2 separate regions of the Homo sapiens genome follow, and region 1 is linked to region 2. A link is a loop called in an ENCODE intact Hi-C map of the cell type or tissue named here. Cell type or tissue: left lung. All regions are shown on one strand.

Region 1 (8,000 bases), 390 kb before region 2:
AAGAGTGGGTTGAAGAAAGACACGAGAAGGAAAAAACTCAAAAAGGGAAATTGAGATCTTTTTTTGCATTGAAAAGTGATTAAAAACTAAAACAAACACAAAAACAAAACAGAAGTTGGTGGCCACATGGGATGTGGAATTCAGGAAGCGTTTTCAAGATTACATAGATTAAAACATCTTTGTATGTTGATGGGAATATTACATGAGGAAAGCAAAATATGTTATAAGACAAAGGAGACACAATTACAGGAGCCCAGGACTTGAATACACAAGGGAAGGTAGGATTCTGGGCACTAGTAATGTAGAGTTTCCTTAATGGGAATGAGGGAAAAAATATGAGAATGGATTATCGTAAGGTAGTGGTTTGGTGGTAAGAATTGGAATGAGAAGGTTGGTTTATTGAAAGGAATTGGAGTCTACCTTCATGTGCTCTGGGGTAGAGAATCAAGAAGCTGAGATATAGCTGGAATCAAGCAACTGGCCTGTGTCCCAGGATACCACTTACCATGATTCTGTCCTGCCAGATGGTTCATCAAGTAGGATTTCCCTGTACGGTACAGTCCTACAATGGCCACCACCACCACTGGCTGAGAAATCTTTTCAAGAATCTGTATAGCTTGCTGGTTCACCAATAGCTGCTCATTGTTATTTTCCACCAGGCAAACGGGGGCCAACATTTTGGGTCCAGATTCCATGGCAACTGCCAACCTAGAAGAGCCTCCCAGTAGAAATAACGTTACATTGTCATTCTCTGTCTCAGTGTTTCCCAAGCACCCATCAACATAGGACTAATGAGACTTCTGTGTTTCTACTGGACAACATGTAATCTAGCATTAGCTGACTGCACAAGGCTTCTTTTATCACTCTCCCAAGTCTGTAATGATATTAAGTGATGAAACATGGAACATTATCTTCTTTAAAGTTTTACTTCAGTAGTACTATTAAAATCCAAGTAATTGTTACCATAATAGGGGGCCCACTAATACTCCAAGTCCTGTGATGCATGCCTTAAGTATCCAACCCCACTGACACAAAAATCTGCAAGTTGTAGATTATTATAGCCACAAATACACAAATGATATCACGAGTCTTACAAAGGATGAATGCAGAAATCATAGAACCCGGCTTACAAACCTGGACAATTGATTAAAATAGCAGGCTAGGAAGTTCTAAGTCTTTCTCTCCTTGGAGACATCACAAAACAACTTTAAAAAAATGGCTAAAATGATCTTATAGGAGCTCTGGAAAACAGTCATAAGTCTATAGCAACCAGGCAAATGTCCAATATTTTTAAAAGGCATATTCAAAATGGTAGGCGATTTCATGGCATTTTGTTTGCCAGTTCTGCCCACTCCACTCAGTGACATAGTCTTAGTTTGGAGGAGGTGGTTTTTCACTTCCCAGTTCTCTCCCTTGAAGTGGAGGGAGCAAAGAAGACCTTATTTGTAACACACTAACCTGACTGGGAGCTACCTGTTCTGGTTTCTGTTCTGCCTACCTTGGATTTCTGGTATGTCATACACAATGATTTCTTGTGTATGATATCAAAACCACTGGAAACAAGTGAAAAAAATTAGATACACCACACTTCATCATAATTAAAAACTTTTGTGCATCAAAGAACACTATCAACAGAGTAAAAAGGCAATCTATGGAAAGGGAGAAAATATTTGCAAATCATGTTTCTGATAGAACACATAAAGAACTCCTAAAACTCAATAGCAACAATAGCCAAAAATAAAAATTCAAAAATGGATAGAGTAGACTAGACGTTTATCCAAAGAAGAAATGGCCAATAAGCACATGAAAACATGCTCAACATCATTAATCACTAGGTAAATGAAAATCAAAACTACAATGAGGTACATGTTAGACCCACCCATTAGGACTGTTATTTTTTTTAAAAAGCCCAAAACTTCAAAACTGAAAACAGGTGTTAGCTAGGATGTTGAGGATTTGGAACCTGTGTGCACTGTTCATGGAATGCAAACTGGTACTGTCACTATGAAAACAGTATGATGGTCCCTTGGAAAACCAAACATACAATTAACATTTGATCAAGCTATTCTACTTCTACATATACACTCCAAAAAATTAAAGGCAGGGACTCACACAGATATTTGTACATCAATGTTTATGGCAGCATTATGCACAATAGCCAAAAGATGAAAACAGCTCAAATGACTCTAAACAGATGAATAGATGAACAAAATGTTGTATATACCTACAATCAGCTATTATTCAGCCATAAAAATGTAGGAAATTATGACACATGCTACAACATGGATCACCTTGAAGACATTATGCCAAGTGAAATATGCCAGGCGCAAAAGAACAAATATTGTATGAGGTACTAGAATAATCAGATACATTGAGACAGAAAGTAGAAGTGTAGCTACCATGGGCTGGGGGAGGAGGGAATGCAGAATCATTGTTTAAAGGTAGAGAGTCTCAGTTTACAATGATGAAGTTCTGGAGATAGCTGCACAACTAATGTCACCGAAGTATTTTCTTAATTAGTAAAATAGTAATTTTATTATGTATATTTTACCAACAAAAAAGAGAGTAAAAGACAAAAGCCTGGATAATCGGGCAACCTATTCCTCTGTGTTATGCTACTGCAACCACTTATCTGTCAAAATAACCTACCTCAAAGACAGTGGTTATGCTATAAGGTTTTTGATCGACAACCTGCAGTAACTTTTTAATGATCATCATATACTGAAACTTGTTCTCTAATGCATCAGTGTGACCTTATATGTTTGTCTTTTATCTACAGGTTTGGAAGAGTGATGGGAATAGAAGGGAGAAGGGAAAGGATCCACTATGGGATGAGAAAACTCTAGAGAATACAGGCTATCTTTCCAAAAGGGAAGCAGGAGAATGTCCAGAATCTAAAGAATTCAAGTACAGGCTGAAATACGTAGCCTAGAAGGGTCAGGTTCTCTGCAATTTACTCCCACAGACAAGAATAAGAAAAAGAATAAGAATAACAATACATATAATATTGCATATTATTTATGGAGATAAATTATAGATATCTAGAGAGAGAGAGAAATTATGTACATACATATTAATAGATAAGTTAGAGAGATTTCTTTTTGAGAGATAAAGTCAATGTCACTTTTGGGTGAATCGAGGTGAAAGGCATATGGGATTTAATTGTAATATTTTTAGAGGTGAAGTTTAATTCCATAAATTTAGTATTGAAAGTACAATTATTCTGTAGGTCTCCTGGCACATTTTTATTGCCATTATATTAAAATGGTTTTCTATGATACCTGTATTTCCTTATAATTAGAAAAATGTAAACATAATATTGTCTTCAAATGCCTCAAATACTCAGTTTAGAATTGATATGTCAGACACTCAAGATGCATCTAATGCCACCAAAAATACCAGCTCTATCATTCACTACTTATGTGGCCTTGACCAAGGAGGTCAAGCTAGCTGAGCCTGTTAATTATAGGGGTCTGTGAGTTAAATCATACATCCAACCTGGAGGGTGTTTTGATAATAAAACGAGACATTATAAGTTTATATCTTTGCATAGCATGCACCACACAATAGGATTTCAGTAAATGTTGAATTAAATGGAGGTTACTACAATAATTACAATAACAATTGGTCCATTAGATTATATATTTCAACAAAATATACAAACTATAAGTTACTAAGAAACAAAAACTACAAATAAATTTTTCACGGAAGCAAAACTGTAAAGTTCAAGCACGCTGTTGCTGTACAACCTGCTCTTGTCTGATTCTTCACTGAGGGGAGTAAGGAAAATGGAGATCAAACACGAGGTCCTGATTTCCACAGTGAAATGCATTGTAATGTGATGTGTAACGTGTTCATCACATTACAGTGACTGCAACTGTACAGTCCCTTCTTTAAAGTGAACAATAAAGGCAGCTCTAGGAAGATGTGGCTGCTCCTGCAAACAACTTTATATAAACCAGGTCTCTGGTTTCTTAGCTGTGTGGGAACCACAGACCTTTTAACTTCTACTAAATGAAATACAGCTGTTCAATCCTATTCAGGACTGGTTTTCACACTCTGATGTACATAAGAATCACCTGATCACTCTGATGATAGTTTCTTTTGCTGTGCAGAAGCTCTTTAATTAGATCCCATTCTCAGCAAACTAACACAGGAACAGAAAACCAAAAACTGCGTGTTCTAACTGGTAAGTGGGAGTTGAACAATGAGAACATGTGGACACGGGCGGCGGGGGGTTGGCGCTGGGGGTGGGGGTGGGAAACTCACACACTGGGGCCTGTCAGTGGGTGGAGGGCAAGGGGAGGGAGAGCATTAGGACAAATACCTAATGCATGCGGGGCTTAAAACCTAGATGACGGATTGATAGGTGCAGCAAACCACCATGGGACATGGTGGTTTTTAAAAAAATCTTTTTTATTTTAAACATAGTGTCTATTCTTCATCTTTTTTTTTTTTAAAGAATCAACTGAGAGGATTGTTCAAACCCAGATTCCCAGGCCTAAGTATCCATCTGTTTAGCAAGAGCTACAAGAGACTCTGATGTTCCTATGGGAAACTAACACCCCCCTCCTCCCCCACCCCCTCCCCACACACACATACACACACACACACACACACGCACACACAGAGTTTGGACTATATAATTATTTTTAAGTAATAAAGACCAGTGATGTGGGGCCTAAGTTTATTTCTACATAGAGATTTATAGAGCTCTTATTCTGAAGCTTTCCTAAGTGTGACCACTAGAAAGATAGACAAGAAACTCTCCCTTCCGGTATAATTGCCTGGAAGCTCCTTGTTCTCTGCATTCTGGGGCTTGCCGCAGGACCTGAGAGAGATAGCCAGGCAGGCGCCCACCAGGGCTCATTCCAGGCCACTCACTGCTGTCCTGAGTTGATGATCAGGGAACAGCACATCCAGGGGGACGCGGCGTGCCCGGCTGTCACTGGTTCAAGTGGAGAAGCTGAGCTTCCCCAGAACTAAAGCCAGCCACAGACTCCTGCAGGCCAGGCAGCAGGCACCCTGCCCTTCCTGCCCATTCCTCAGTTACCACTCTGAATCAGAAACCAAGTCTTGAGTTAGGAACTAAGTTGCATTTAAAAGAAAGTGAACATACCTGCTCTATAGCACCGCAGGTCCAAGAACAGTTTTCAGTTGCCTCACTCACCTCTTGTTTTCTTTCCTCCTTTTACTTTTCTGTTCTTTCCTTTATAAAAGGAAAAAAAAGCTGAGTAAGCTAGTTGTTTCCACAAATGGGATGGTGCAGTAAAAATAAACTTGGAAGTAAAATTAATCCATGCTTTTAATAAAGTGTTAGCAGAGCCATGCCTGAATCATCCGATGTGAGTTTGAGGATGGGTGTTGGGTGCAGGGGTGGGAGGAGGTCAGAAAAAGCCACAGATACTGCACAGTCACACCTTAGCAAGCACAATCCTGCCAGCTTTCTTTTGTCTTTCCCATCTTAGAAGGCTTCACAGGCTTTCTTCTTGATACCGTTCCCAGGTGGCTTTAGTTTCCTAGGCACACAAGAAAAACAGGAAATCTACAGTAGTCACATAAGCAAAGCCTTAGAAACCAAGAATATTTTAAGCATTTTTCTCTTAGTGGGAATTCTTGAGTTCTGGGGTCTTTTGTTAGTGAAGAACTTTTGATATTTTAAATGTGTTCACACATGCACACACACACACAGAAGAGAGAGAGAGAAAGAGAGAGAGCTAAAGATATTACTGGTTTAAAAAAAGAATGAACCATGTCTTTTACAGCAACATGGATGGAACTGGAGTTCATTATCTTAGGTGAAACAACTCAGAAACCGAAAGTCAAATACCACATTCTTACTCATAAGTGGAAGCTAAAAAATCTGCATACATGGACATAGAAGGTGGAATGTGCAGTGCATAACAGTGTACAAGCTCCTATGAGAATCTAATGCTGCTGCTGATCTGACAGGAGGCAGGTCTCAGGCCTTAGTGCTCTCTCCCTACTCACCTCCTGTGTGGCCCAGTTTCTAACAGACCATGCTCTGGGGGTTTGGGACCCTTGATGTGGACTATTTATCCAACAACCCACAGTTTCCATTGGTTGAGTCTTATCCCCAGGGACTTTAACTATTTTGAATTCACAAGCTGCCCTTGGGCAAAATAGACACCCTTTCACAGCTTGGAGAAACATCTGAGTGAGAAAAGGAGAAAGACTCTCTACAGAGGACATAGCAGCATGCTGGGACTGTCTACCATGGCTGCACTGCTAAATGGATTTGAGAACAGAAGCAAGTGGCAGAATGAGCAGACATGAGTTTTGGCAATAACTTAGGCTGAGGATTTGGGGAGTGTGGTAGACTAATCTGAATACTCTATTCAGACAAAGACTTGTGTTAAAAATGTAAAATTCTGGGCCAGGTGCGGTGGCTCACTCCTGTAATCCCAGCACTTTGGGAGGCCGAGGCGGGCGGATCACGAGGTCAGGAGATCAAGACCATCCTGGCTAACAGGGGGAAACCCTGTCTCTCTCTACTAGAAATACAAAAAAATTAGCCGGGTGTGGTGGCGGGCACCTGTAGTCCCAGCTCCTCAGGAGACTGAGGCAGGAGAATGGTGTGAACCTGGGAGGCAGAGCTTGCAGTGAGCCGAGATTGTGCCACTGCACTCCAGCCTGGGCGACAGAGCGAGACTCCATCTCAAAAAAAAAGGAAAATTCTGGATTCAAAAATGTTTAATATTTTCAAAAGCAATATTAAAAATTGACTAATTTGTCATGAATGATCTTAAAGACCAAATTCCAAGGGAAGGTGAACGCCCAAAGAGTTAAGTGGAGTATTGAAGCTGTTTTTTTTCTAATAGCATTTGCCAACCAAGGGAATGTGACCTTCAGTTTGGAAGGCATTTATGAAGAGGCCAAAAGTCAAAGACCAGAGCTTGTCTAAAGTAAAGAGTCTAGTAGGAGGCCTCCTTTAGATGTTATAAGACTAAACCAGTGATTCTTAATACTTGCTGCACATAAACATCAATTGAGGTTCTCCTTAAAAACTTGAGCTCTGATCCATCACCAGAGACTCTGATTTAGTAAGTCTAGAGTTGAGGGTGAGTGTGAGTGTTTTTTTAAAGCCTCGCCCCACCTCCAGGTGGTTCCAATTGCAGTCAAGGAGGCAAAGAACTGGAGTAAATGTCGAGAGCAACTGTGAACTAGAACTAGCAGGGCAAGCAGGTTTAGGACTGGCTAGCTGGAATAATTTCAGTGGGCTCTGGGGCAGAGGGATTGTTCTTACTTTTGATATTTGGCCTTTCGGTGAGTAGGGCAGATGGATAGTGGCCCAGAGAATGAGAGCCAACAGAGAAAGTGGCGGGGTGTGGGCTCCAGGTTGGTTGGTTTGCATATGAAAGGCACACTTGCAGGAGAATCCTGTAGTATCTCTAAGAACTGGCAAGCCCAGGGAGGGTCAGTCTCTCCAGGATCAGCAAAGCCCCAAGATGTCTAAAGCTTTAGATAGGGAAACTAGAAAATGTGTTAATTATGGGGTTGCATATATTGGATGGTCCATGAAGTCAAGCCAGGAGCTTAGCACAAAACACCCAGAATAGTCAAAGTGACCTGAGAATGAAGAACAAAGCTGGAGGCATCACACTTACTGATTTCAAAATGTATAACAAATCTACAGTAATTAAGACAGTATGGAACTGGCATAAAAATAGACACATAGATGAATGAAACAGAATAGAGAGCTCAGAAATAAAATACAATATTTTGAAAATATATTGAAAAGGTTCTCAACATTACTAATAATCAGAGAAATGCAAATCAAAACAATAGTGATATATCACCTCCTACCTGTTAGGATGGCTATTACAAAAAAATAGATGAGCATTGATAAGGATATAGAGAAACCGGAATCCTTTTACACTGTTGAGAATGTGAAATGGTGAGGCAACGCTGCAAAACAGTATGGAGGTTTCCCAAAAAATTACCTACTACATGATCCAGCAATACCACTACTAGGAATA
Region 2 (8,000 bases):
TACATGTGTATATTATATACATATATACATATGTGTATATATTATATACATACATATCTATATACAATAGAGTTATGCTTCACTTAAAAACTGGGATACATTCTGTGATCATAGAGTGCACTTACACAAACCTAGATGGTATATAGCCTGCTACACACCTAGGCTATATGGCATAGACTATTGCTCCTAGGCTACAAATCTATACAGCATGTTACTGTACTTAATACTACAGGCAACTGTAACATAATGGTATTTGCATATCTAAACATAGAAAAGGTACAGTAAAAATGCAGTGAGATAAGAAAATGGTACACCTGTGTAGAGCACTTTCCATGAATAGAGCTTGCAGGATTGCTCTGGGTGGGTCAGTGAGTGAGTAGAGTGAATGTGAAGGCCTAGGACATTACTGTACACTACTATAGACTTTATGAACATTGTATACTTATGCTATACTAAATTTATTAAAACTTTTTTCTGCCAAGTGCAGTGGCTCACGCCTATAATGCCAGCACTTTGGGAGGCTGAGGCAGGTGGATCACCTGAGGTCAGGAGTTCAAAACCAGCCTGGCCAACATGGTGAAACCTCGTCTCTACTAAAAGTACAAAAATAAAGGAAGGGCACAGTGGCTCACGCCTATAATCCCAGCACTTTGGGAGGCCGAGTAGGGCAGATCGCCTGAGGTCAGGAGTTCGAGACCAGCCTGGCCAACATGGTGAAACCCCATCTCTATTAAAAATACAAAAATTAGCTGGGCATAGTGGCAGGTGCCTGTAATCCCAGCTACTCGGGAAGCTGAGACAGGAGAATCACTTGAACCCGGGAGGTGGAGGTTGCAATGAGCCAAGATTGCGCCGTTGCATTCCAACCTGGGCAACAAGAGCGAAACGTCGTCTCAAAAAAATAAAAATCAATTTTTTTTTAAATACAAAATTTAGCTGGGCATGGTGGCACGTGCCTGTAGTCCCAGCTACTCAGGAAGCTGAGGCAGGAGAATCGCTTGAACCCGGGAGGCAGAGGTTGTGGTAAGCCGAGATCGTGCCACTGCTCTCTAGCCTGGGCAACGAAGTGAGACTCCGTCTCAAAAAAACAAAACAGAACAGAACCTTTCTTCTTCAATAATAAATTGAAGACAATTCACCTACTGTAACTTTTTACCTTATAAACTTTTTAAATGTTTAATCTTTGACTCTTCTATAACACTTAACACACAAACTATACAAAATATTTAAAAATATTTTATGTCATTCTATAAATTTTTTCTATTTTTAGTAATTTTCTTTTTTTACTTTTTTGTGTTAAAAACTAAGACACATACGTTAGCCTAGACCTACCGATGAACTGGATCATCAGTATCACTGTGTTCTACCTCCACGTCTTGTCCCACTGGAAGGTCTTCAGGGACAATAACATGCATGGAGCTGTCATCTGCTATGATAACAATGTCTTCTTCCAGAATGTCCTGAAGGACATGCCTGAGGCTGTTTTATAGTCAACTTTTTTTTAATAAGTAAGGGTACACTCTAAAATAACAATAAAAGGTATGGTATAGTAAATACATAAACCAGTAACATAGTTGCTTGTTATCATATCAAGTACTATGTACTGTACATAATTGTATGTTCTAGACTTTTATATGACTGGCACTGCAATAGGTTTATACCAGCATCACCACAAACACGTGACTAATGCATCATGCCACAATGTTACAACAGCTACAATGGCTCCACTAGGCAAGTAGGAACTGTTTTTTTTTTTTGAGATGGAGTCTACCTCTGTTACCCAGGCTGGGGTGCAGTGGCGTGATCTCGGCTTACTGCAACCTCTGCCTCCCGGGTGCAAGCAATTCTCCTGCCTCAGCCTCCGGAGTAGCTGGGACTACAGGCGCATGCCACCACACCCGGCTAATTTTTGTATTTTTATTAGAGACAGGGTTTCACCATATTGGCCAGGCTGGTCTCGAACTCCTGACCTTGTGATCCGCCTGCCTCAGCCTCCCAAAGTGCTGGGATTACAGGCGTGAGCCACTGCACCTGGCTGCAAGTAGAAATTTTTACCTCCATATACTCTTTTTTTTTTCTTGAGATGGAGTCTCGCTCTGTCACCCAGGCTGGAATGCAGTGGCATGATCCCGGCTCACTGCAACCTCCACCTCCTGGGTCAGACGATTCTCCTGCCACTGCTTCCTGAGTAGCTGGGACTACAGGCACTTGCCACCACGCTTAGCTCATTTTTGTATTTTTAGTAGAGACGGGGTTTTACCATGTTGGCCAGGATGGTCTTGAACTCCTGACCTCAGGTGGTCCACCCACCCCAGCCTCCCAAAGTGCTGAGACTACAGGCATGAGCCACCATGCTCGGCCTGCTCCATATAGTCTTATGGGACTACCGTCATATATGCAATCTGTCATTGACCAAAACGTGTTTATGCAGCACATGACTCTGTGTTGTATATATAATGTAAAGCTTCAATAAAAGTAAATCAAAAGTTAAATGTGTTTAGTTTGATAGAACCAGATGACTATAATATTGAGGATATTATCCTTCTTGTGATAATTAGTTTTGTTACAATACAGCACTCACCTTCCACGTGAAACTTTAAAATGCAGGGGAAAAGAGCAGAGACCATATAATTAAAATGCACAGTAGAAACACTGAAATGTGGGGCTGGGCGCTGTGGCTCATGCCTGTAATCCCAGCACTTTGGGAGGCCAAGGTGGGCAGATCACGAGGTCAGGAGATCAAGACCATCCTGGCTAACGTGGTGAAACCCAGTCTCTCCTAAAAATACAAAAAATTAGCCAGGCATGGTGGCACGTGCCGGTAGTCCTGTGTCCGGAATTTATTCCTTCCTGTGGGTTCTTGGTCTCGCTCGCTTCAAGAATGAAGCCACAGACCCTTGTGGTGAGTGTTACAGCTCTTAAAGATGGTGTGTCTGGAGTTTGTTCCTTCAGATGTGTCCAGAGTTTCTTCCTTCCAGTGGGTTCGTGGTCTCGCTGACTTCAAGAATGAAGCCACAGACCCTCGGGTTAATGTTACAGCTCTTAAAGGTGGTGCGGACCCAAAGAGTGAGCAGCAGCAAGATTTATTATGAAGTGTGAAAAGAACAAAGCTTCCACACCACGGAAGGGGACCCGGACAGGTTGCCCCTGCTGGCTCACGTGGCCGGCCTTTATTCCCTTATTTGGCCCTGCCCACATCCTGCTGATTGGTCCATTTTACAGAGCACCGATTGGTCCATTTTACAGAGTGCTGATTGGTCCATTTTACAGAGTGCTAATTGGTGTGTTTACAATCCTTTAGCTAGACACAGAGTGCTGATTTGGTGCGTTTACAATCCTTTAGCAAGACCCAGAGCGCTGATTGGTGCATTTTTACTGAATGCTGATTGGTGCATTTACAATCCTTTAGCTAGACACAGAGCGCTGATTGGTGCATTTATAATCCTCTAGCTAGACAGAAAAGTTCTCCAAGTCCCCACTCGACCCAGGAAGTCCACCTGGCTTCATCTCTCAGTCCCAGGCTGAGGCAGGGGAATCGCTTGAACCCAAGAGGCAGAGGTTGCAGTGAGCCGAGATCATGCCACTGCACTACGGCCTGGCCAACAGCAAGACTCTGTCTCAAAAAAAAAAAAAAAAAAAAAAAAGAGAGAGACACCAAAATGCATTGCAAGACAACAAGACACTGAAATAACATGCCCAGCAACAGGGGAATGAATGAGTAAAATATGGCACAAAAACAACCAAAAACATACGTTGTAATTAAAAGTGAAATTTTTATGACTCAGAAAATTCATAAAATACTTAAGATACAGTACTTTGTTAAGAGACAATTAAAAATATTTTTAAATGACACATGATTGCAACTACAAATCCCCACTTCATAGATCTAAAAGACAGTAACATTTGGGCCCTCCAGCATCCAGGCCCCCCATGAAAAGGGTGCCCACTTCTGCTCTTTCCTGGTCCCGAAGTGTGGTATCCATCTGTTTCCCAAGCCTGGTTCTGTTTTCACCTCTCCATCCATGAGCTTTGCATTTCCTATTTCTGGCCTTTTCTTGCAGTTATTATTATTGTTACTAATATTAAACTTTTTGGCTGTGACCTTGACTTCTCTGGATGAAGACTTGATTCACAGCCCATACTACACAGATATCCACAGCCTCAATTCTCCCAGCTTCAGCCCATCATTTAGGAAGACTTTTTCTGTACCTGTCCCATCTCACCTGCCTCAGATCTTATGGGAAGAGTCCTAAAAATATATACAATTGAAACTTTGATGGACTAGGGTCTTAAGATCATGGGTTCAACATACAGTATTAGTTTTTTTCGATCTGTCCAAACTTTTTTAAAGACTTAATCTTTTCCTTATCTTTGTCAAGCTTGCCACCTGGTGGTGAATTTCTAGAACTTCATTGTTCTAGAAATTAGCCTCAAGTGAGCATAAGTAAGGTTAAAAGATGCTACCTTTGATTTCACTAGCAGTTTTGCGTTAATAACATGGAAGTATAGGCCTTTAATCACCCTGGTAGCCAAAGTCATATCACAGGGTTAGCTGATCCAGAAGTTATACAAGCCTTATAGACATTCCCTTACTTGCCTGGGACTCATGCCCTGATTCCCCGTAGGATTCTAGGTTGATTTTAATTACCTGATACTGGATCTGCTCTGGGAAGTAGTTCTTACTTAGACAGTGAGCATTTGCATCTACTGCAGAATCTTGGTGACTCCGAACATTGTATAGTGTCTTGTAAACTTTCACCAGTGTGTTAGTTCCCTCAGGTTGCCTTAACAAAGTACTACAAACTAGGTGGCTTACTAAATAACAGCAGTTTATTCCCTCATTGTTTGGGAGGCTAAAAGTCTGAGATAAGTATCAGCATGGCCAGTTCCTTCTGAGAGCTGTGAATAAGATTGTTCTATACCCCACCCCCACTATCATCTGGTGATTGCCTGGAAATCTCTGCATTCCTTGGCTGGTAGGAGCATCACCTTAGTCTGTGCCTTCATCTTCACACAGGGTCTATGTATATGTCCAGATCTCACCTTTTTATAAGACCACCAGTCATATTGGATTAGGGTTCACGCTAATGACCTCATCTTAACTAATTACATCTGCAGTAACCCTATATCCACATAAGATTACATCCGGAGGAACTGGGAGTTAGGACTTCAACATATGAAACTAAGGGGGGCATGGTCCAACCCATAGCAACCACGTATCTCATTATACCTCCAGACTTCATTTCCACCATGTTTTTCACAATTATTTGCTGCTGTTCCCTGCTGGACAGTTACATTTCCTTGCCCCACTGATGTGAAGCTTAGCTGTGAAATTGCTCTGCCCAATAAAATATGAAAAGAAGTGATGTGTGCACATCCTAACAGAACCTTTTAAGAGCCTCTTCCCTCTGCCATGAAACAGGCAGTGTTCCAGGTGAAGGCTGTTTCATCAGCCTATGTCTCAGAATGACAGTGACACAGACCAGGGCAGCAGCTGAACCTCAGTGGATATGTAGTATGAACAAGAAAACCTTTATGATTTTAGGCCACCAAGACTTTGGGGTCATTTATCACTGAAGCATAAACGAACTTTAGCTGACTGATAGAGCTAACTGACACCATAAGTTCACCCTGTAATGTGAGTGAGGTTTTTTTAAAAAAATTCATTCATCAGATAATTATTTGAAACTATGTGCTAGGCATAACTATATGTTGGACACTGTGATGGTGTCACCTTGGCTATGCCCTGGTACCCAGATATTTGCCAAACATCAGTCTAGGTATTGCTGTGAAGGTGTATTTTAGATGAGATTAACGTTTAAATCAGTAGGCTTTCAGTAAAGCCAATTACCATCCATAATATGGGTGGGCCTCATTCAGTGGAAAACCTTAAGAGGAAAAGACTGAGGTCCTCAAGGAAGAGGGAGTTCTTCTGACTCCAGTTGCAGCATCCGTTCTTCCCTGAGTCTCCAACCTGCTCTGCAGATTTCAGATTTGCCAGCCCTCACAAACACATAAGCCAGTTCCTTAAAATAAATGTATGTATAGCTCACATTTATTTCAATGTTTCATATTAGAAGTGTTTCATTCTTTATTTAGAAGTATAGTAGTGATTTTGTGACCAGAAATATGCTGTAGAAACTGAACTCTTATTTATCTCAATTAGCCTATGGTAAAATTGGTCATGCTGTATATCATTTTGCTTAAAGCTGCAGTTTCCAAGAACCTATATGACACTTTTAAGTGATGACTTGCTGTACTGCATTTAATAGAAGCACATAGGAGAAGCACCTGACCCTGACTCGTAGAACCAAAGAAGGCTTTTGGGAGGGAATGAAGTCGAATTTGAGAACTGCACTTGGCAAGTGGAATAGGAGTTAGCCAAGTGCAAGGAAGGGTGGTGGGGACCAGGAATTGGACTGAGTAGAGAACATGCACTCTCAACAAGGGCATGATCTCCCCCAGGAGAAGAAAATGGGTGCTTGGCAGACAAGATAAATCTTAGCTATCACACTGTTTTGTCACCATCCAAAGCTCAATCCTATGTGACAAAATTGTATTCCTCTTAATATTTAATTGAGGGGAGGGAAGATGACTAGGAAAGAATTTCTAAGAAGGTCTCCTTAGGTGGGCAATAATAAAAAAAAACATTGAGAAACATTGGTATAGAAAGAGCATTTGGGCATAGGAAAGATCACACATGAAACTACTGAAATGAGAGAGAACATAGACTATTTGAAAAATTAGAATGGGTGTGGCATAGAATTGGGAGGGAAGAGGAAGCAGGAAGAACAATGAGAGAAGAGGCCAGTCTAGAAACAAATTTTAAAGAAAATTAAACCTGAAAGTGCATTTCAACCTCAATTATCTAAATAATTTAAAGTTGGATTTTGTGTCTAAATTATCTACAGCACATCAAACTCACTTTTTTATGTATAAATCATCCTTTGTGTTTGTGGTCTCTACTGAATGAATTAAGCTTTAAACATTGTGTTAGAGATAGACAAGAGCATTTGTTAAGATAGATATTTCAACCTATCATGCTAGAACTTGGTAGTTGTACAACTGTTGTCTCTAGAATGGCATCATGTTCAGGTGGGTAATTATAATGCTATTCCAGCAAGCTTTTTAACCTCTGGAGAATTTTCATGTGATTTACTTCACTGGAGTTTCAAAGACAAAATATGACACTAAAAAAGGTATTTTTCTTGGTCCCATTATTTAGAATAGAATGAGAACAATGGTCTATTTAATAACCATTATCGTTATCTTCCCAGATTGAATTAAAATTACATTAATATTCCATTAGAAAATTCTCTGCAAAAATGCTGTCAATCATTTTTTTATTTCTACCAGCTTGTTAACAATGAACTCAAAGCTAATTCAATACTTTTGGGAGATAGTATAAAACTCAATTTTAGAATCTAAAGAACTAAAAAATTGTATGCTATGTGATAATTTTAATTCCTATTTTTCTACTACAGCCTTAGCTTGCTTGGTATTAGTAGGCTTATCCTAAATTTATAATATACTTTTAAGAGGCAGCATTCTAGTAATATTTTTAGAAGGTCTTATTATATAAAACACAGTATAAAATTATATAATAGTTCTGAGTATGGATTCTGGAGTCAGACTGTCTGGGTTCAGATCCTGAGTTGAACCTGTTTGGGTTTAAATGTTACTAGCTTTCATAAACTTGAGCAGATGTGAAAAGTTGTGTGATCTTAACCTCTCCGTACCTCTGTACCTCATAGTTCTAACTATGTAATAGAACTACTACATATTTTTGTAAACATACAGTAATAATGAGTTCATTATGTAAAGCACTTAGAACAGTACCTAGGACATACTCAGTACTCAATAATGTTAGCAATAATTATGGAACCCCTTACTGAGTAGCTTTAAAACCATTTGTTGAGTCTTTCCTGTATGTCATACAAGGAACTTACTTGTGAAACTCTTAGTACATCTTACCTAAAATGATGTTCAGAGCATGGCTT

What was found. Peaks named below come from ENCODE experiments on the same cell type or tissue, not always from the same donor. Only the 100,000 strongest peaks of a DNase experiment are listed, where the experiment ranks them.
Region 1: a loop joins it to region 2, with 2.9 times the contacts of the local background. A loop is called at or near these places in 16 of 110 quality-filtered maps.

The regions. Positions count from the first base shown.
Region 1 is chr1:89,361,247-89,369,246 of GRCh38, reverse strand. GBP6 (guanylate binding protein family member 6) reads right to left here and starts at 5,188. Exons shown (of 11, transcript NM_198460.3): 1 at 5,120-5,188; 2 at 506-718. The coding sequence starts at 695. In left lung, no CTCF peak of the experiment used is centred here; no DNase peak of the experiment used is centred here; H3K27ac peaks cover 1,064 bases.
Region 2 is chr1:88,970,114-88,978,113 of GRCh38, reverse strand. All of the region lies in intron 2 of KYAT3 (kynurenine aminotransferase 3), which reads left to right. Among named protein-coding and RNA genes, the nearest start is that of KYAT3, 19 kb to the left of the region's middle. In left lung, a CTCF peak has its summit at 4,415 (motif pointing left); no DNase peak of the experiment used is centred here.